2 separate regions of the Homo sapiens genome follow, and region 2 is linked to region 1. A link is an interaction called in ENCODE POLR2A ChIA-PET data of the cell type or tissue named here. Cell type or tissue: Panc1. All regions are shown on one strand. Links, peaks and the distances in the headings refer to the core of each region. The heading gives the core; the rest is flanking DNA.

Region 1 (2,807 bases), core at 284-2,783:
TTTAGATGGAAGCAAGATTCAGAGGTATAATTAAGCCAGCTTGGAACCAGACACAGGCTGCTTTCCCCGTTTGTAATTAGCACCCCATCACAGAGGGTACCAGGTACCCCGGGGAACTCGGCTGAGAGAGAGTGACCCCACCCTTTGCCTTCTGTTTTCTCTTTGTATATGACTCTTCATCTTTGATTTTCTTTTTGATATAAGACATACAAATTTCCTTACTTTTAGATGCCTGTGTCAACCAAGGGCCTAAAGTTACAGAGGAAAGGACTTGCTTTATAATGTTACAGGGCAGGAGGATTGGGGTGAGGTTTCTCCATAAGGTGAATGATCATTTTCCCAGTGGCTTATGGGATTTTGGAGTGTGGGTACAGATGTAATGCTTGCTTAGTCTCGAAATGTTTCGTTTTTATTAGTCTTGTCTCCCCAACCAAATTGCTAGCTAGCCCTTGGAGATCAGAGACCATGACCTCACCTTCTCTTGGATCCTCCAAGGTACCCAGCTTAGGGCTGTGTCCAAGGGAAGCCAACTTCAGAGAGATGACCACACTCCTCTATGTTGGAGAATGTCACGTGAGAGTTGCTTTCTAGAACTTCCCAGGAAACAGTGTGCACAGATGGGCATGAGCTGCCTTGACACTGCAATATACAGGATTCTAAAGTAAACATCCCTGTGACCAGTAATAAGCAATTTGGTAACTGTGACCTGGTTGCTTTCATCCTAGTTTCAAATAATTAGATGATTAAGAAAAATGTGAAAGGAGATTGGAGAAACTGCTGAGGTCACTGTTGACACTTTGAATCAATGAGGAAATCAGAAGGCTGGGTTACCGTGAGTATGTGCTCCCCACCTCTACTGTCCGCCCTTAACTGAAATCAAGTGGGTCCTTGGATTGATGGGATTTGGTCTGTGTAGCCTTCATTTGCTTGTTAGCCAAGTTCATGGTTTATACATCTGTCCCCACCCTCCTCTGTGGCTGGCCAGAGACGCTAATTCAGTCATCACACATGGTGCTGTTCCTGAGAAGGATGCCTGTTCGGAGAAAAAAAAAGCCCCTTGAAGGTCTGGCTAGAGAAATAGGAGGAGTAAAAGCATCCTATACTGAAATGAGGGAAAGGAGAAAGAGTAGCACTGAGAGTGTACTGCAGCGGTTAGGTCTGGGAGGGGAAAAAAAACCGGAGAGCAGGCATTTCACTTGGAGAATCTAAAGAATTGCAGGGTGGTTTCTCTTGCTATTGTTTGAAGGGAAGCCAGCAGTCAAGAAAATTATTGGTCAAATTTCACAGAAGAAGGAACATGACACAGAGGATTTTAGTTTTAATAGCTCAGAATCAAATCTGATGTTTCAAGGAAAGTGAAGAGAACAATTGACTATCAAAAGTACTGGAGAATCTGCCACTGAGCTCTTCCCAAAAGCAAGTGAGGGCACCAGAGGGGTGGGAGTTTCTGTCCTTTGCCATAAGGAAATAGACTGACTTTTTTAAACCAACATACCAGAGTTTACACATTCAAATGAGTATTGTCCTCTCCTTTAACTGTCCTTTTGGGAGACTTCATTCTCAGGGCAAAAATACTGCTTTTACATTGAATACATCTACATGCCTCTCTAGGTTTTTATTTGACTACATAGTCTCTTTTGTGGCTAATAATCCTGCTTTGGGAGTAGATCTGATTTCTGAAAATCATTTTGTATCCAAAATAATGTAAGCCTGTAAAGGAAAAACCTGATTTTTCTGAGTTGGCTTTGAAATGATGGATTCTGAAATTAATTCTACATGAGGTCCAGAAATCACATGGGCAGAGATTTCCGGGCTCCCCATGGTACCTTCTGGGGAGCCAGAAGTTCAGCCAAGCTGGGTGATTACTCACCTTTGAGTCAGACACTCCTGGGATGGGATCCTCCCTTCACATGTGGGTCCTAAGCCAGTTCTTTTTACCTTCTGATCCTCAATTTTCTCACTTAAAAGCTGGGATAGTAATAGTATCTACCTCACGGGATTACTGTGAATATTAAATGAGGTGATACTTGGGAAAACACATAGGAAGGGCTTAGTAATTGCTTATTATTATTACTGATCCCTTACATTGCCATAATGTGGAGCCAGGTACATAGTAGGTAATCACTGAATCTTTGTCAACTAGTTGCAGGGTTGTTGCTAAGGATGTCAGGTTTTGACTTGAAAGTACACCTGTATTTAAAGAGTGGGGTCATCTGAGGTAACTCCAAGACTAGAAAAACATTTCTAATCCTCAATCCTGTAAAACACTTCAAAATGGCATTTGTTCACCTCTAAGATCTACCCTAGCTCTAATAGTCCATGAAATCATGATGCTGAATTACATAAAACAAGGGGATTAATGTGAACAATAAGAAAAAATGTTGACCAATAGCATGGATAATTGAAGAATAAATGGTCAGAACCAGGCAACTCTAGAGGAAAAGCTTAGAGGACAGTTTCGTGGAATTATCAACTGGAGAGACTCCTTTGAGGTTGTTTAGAATGACGACATCATTGTTTAACTTGAGCATGGGAACCATCACCAGGAGGAAACCTACCTGAAATTCTACACTCAGAAGAGTTGGCACTTGGGTAGCTGTGGGACACGGTGGAGAAAGAAACTACCCAAAGTTGGCCAAAGAGCTTGTCACTGTTCTACAATGATCTCAAATTGGTAAAGGAGGTTTTCACAGCTTTTCCAAAGGTTTGAAAAAGAAAATAGCTACTGGTGGCTGTGAAAACACTGCATTGGCTGCAAAAATCAGTGTGATCTGGTATCAGAAGCAAGGTGTTAAATATTATCCAAA
Region 2 (2,807 bases), core at 217-2,716, 590 kb before region 1:
CAGCACTTTAGGTGGCCAAAGTGGGAGGATCACTTGAGCTTAGGAGTTCTACACTAGCCTGGGCAACATGGTGAAACCCTGTCTCCACAAAACAATTTAAAAATTAGCCAGGCATGGTGGCACGTGCCTCTAGTCCCAGCTACTCAGGAGGCTCAGCTGGGAGGATCGCTTGAGCCTGGGAGATTGAGGCTGTAGTGAGCCATGATCATGCCACTGCACTCTAGCCTGGATGACAGAGCAACATCCTATCTCCCAAAAAAAGAAAGAAAGAAAGAAAGAAGAAAAAAAAAAGGAGAAAGCAGAGATTCAAACAGATAATGTATACCAATGTTCATAGCAGCACTATACACAATAGCCAGTAGGTGAAAATCACCCAAGTGTACATCAACAGACAAATGGATAAACAAAATATCGTATAGATTGAGCATCCCAAATCCAAAAATCTAAAATAAAAAAATGCTCCAAAATCTGAAATTTTTTTTTTTTGACAGAGGGTCTCATTCTGTTGCCCAGGCTAGAGCAGTGGCATGCACTGCAACCTCGACCTCCCAGGGTCAAGTGATCCTCCTAGCTCAGCCTCCCAAGTAGCTGTAGCTGGGACTACAGGTATGCACCACCACACCAGGCTAATTTTTTTATTTTTAGTAGAGATGGAGTTTACCATATTGCGAGAGCTAATCTAGAGCTCCTGGGCTCAAGCAATCCTCCTGTCTCAGCCTTCCAAAGTGCTGGGATTATGGGCATGAGCCATGCATGGTGCCTGGCCCAAAATCTGAGCACAAACATGATACTCAAAGGAAAGCTCACTGGAGCATTTTGGATTAGGGATGCTCAACTGTTAAGTATATAATGCAAATACAGTTGACCCTTGAACAACATGGGTTTGAATCATACTAAAATTTTCCTCCATTTCTGCCATCCCTGAGATACCAAGACCAACTCCTCCTCTTCCTTTTTCTCTTCAGCCTACTCAAATAAAGATGATAAGGATGAAGACCTTTATGATGATCCACTTCCACTCAATCAATAATAAGTATATTTTCTCTTTCTTACAATTTTCTTAACATTTTCTTTTCTCTGGCTTACTTTATTGTAACAATATCGAATACAAGACGTATAACATACAGAACATGTGTTAATCAACTGTTTATGTTATCAATAATGCTTCCAGTCAACAGTAAGCTATTACTAGTTTTAGGGAGTCAAAAGTTATACACAAATTTCTGACTACACAGAGGGGGTCAACATCCCAACCTCCACATTGTTCAAGGGTCAGATGTATTCTAAAATCTGAAATCTTAAAAAAACTTCTGGTCCCAAGCATGTGATATAAAGGATACTCAACATGTGTATGAAACAGAATAATTAATGAGTCAAAAAAGAAATGAAAAAGGACATTAGAAAATATACTTTGAGATAAATAAAAATGAAAACACAACATACCAAAACTTAAGAAATAAAACTAAAGGATATAGCTAAGAACTATAGTTATAAATGCCCATATTAAAAAAAGAAGAAACATCTTAAATCAATAACCCAACCTTCCACCCAAAACGCTGGAAAAAAAAAAAAAAAAAGCAAACTAAACCTAAAGTAGGCAGAAGGAAGGAAGTAATAAAGATTACAGCAGAACTTAATAAAACAAAGAAGAGAAAAATAATAAAGAAATGAACTCCAAAGTTGAACTCAAAAGTTGGTTCTTAGAACATATTAACAAAATTGACAAACCATTAGCTAGACTGACCAAGAAAAAGAAAGAAAGAAAGACTTAAATTACTAAAACTAGAAATGAACAGGGGACATTATTACTGACCTTAGAGAATTAAAAATTATTATAAGAACAACTGTGTATGCCAATATATTAGATAACAAAGATGCAACTGACAAATTACTGGAAAGACACAAACTACCAAAAATGACTCAAAAAGAAATAGACAATCTGAATAGACCAATAACAAATAAGGATACTGAATTTGTAATTAAAAAAAAAATACCCACAATCCAGGTGGTTTTAAAACTGAATTCTACCAAACATTTAAAAAAAGAATTAATATCAATTCACAAACTCTTCCAAAAAACAGGAGGGGAGAACACTTCCTAATTCATTCTAAAAAGCCAACATTACCCTAATATCAAAATCAAAAAAAGACACCACAGGAAAAATACCAAATAATATCTCTTATGAATATGAATGCAAAAATTCTTAACAAAATACTAGCAAACCAAATCCAACAACACCATCACCAAGTGGGATTTATCCCAAAAATGCAAGACTGATTCAACAACCAAAAATCAATTAATACAGTACATACAATCATGTCAACAAAATTAAAAACAAAATTCATATGATCGCAGAAACAAAAAAAGGAGTTTGACAGAAGGGAGTATCTTTTCATGATAGAAATACTCAACAAACTAGAATTAGAAGGGAAATTCCTTGATCAGGTAAAAAGCATGTAGGAAAAACCCACAGTCAACAACACAATTAATGATGAAAGACTGGATGTTTCCCCTAAAACAGGAACAAGATGAGAATGTCTGCTCTTGCCACTTCTATTCAACACTGCATTGAAGCTTCTAGCTATGGTAATTAGGCAAGAAAAAGAAATAAAAGACAAATACCCATAGTAGAAAGGAAGAAGATGATCTCTATTCACAGATAACATTATTTTGCATATAGAAAATCCTAAGAAATCCACTAAAAACTGTTAGCACTAATAAACATGTTCAACAAGTTTGCAAGATAAAATATCAATTATAAAAACCGACTATTTCTACATCCTTGCAAGAAACAATTAAAAAAATGA

Evidence for each region. Peaks named below come from ENCODE experiments on the same cell type or tissue, not always from the same donor. Only the 100,000 strongest peaks of a DNase experiment are listed, where the experiment ranks them.
Region 2: POLR2A ChIA-PET joins it to region 1 with 15 read pairs; 2 of 35 experiments call an interaction of 5 or more read pairs at or near these places.

What each region holds. Positions count from the first base shown.
Region 1 is chr2:46,115,706-46,118,512 of GRCh38, forward strand. The region is part of intron 11 of PRKCE (protein kinase C epsilon); the gene reads left to right. Among named protein-coding and RNA genes, the nearest start is that of EPAS1, 180 kb to the right of the region's middle. RefSeq lists an enhancer at 1,233-2,432. In Panc1, for the core only: no CTCF peak of the experiment used is centred there; a DNase peak (open chromatin) is centred at 1,833.
Region 2 is chr2:45,521,716-45,524,522 of GRCh38, forward strand. The region is part of intron 14 of SRBD1 (S1 RNA binding domain 1); the gene reads right to left. Among named protein-coding and RNA genes, the nearest start is that of SRBD1, 88 kb to the right of the region's middle. In Panc1, for the core only: no CTCF peak of the experiment used is centred there; no DNase peak of the experiment used is centred there.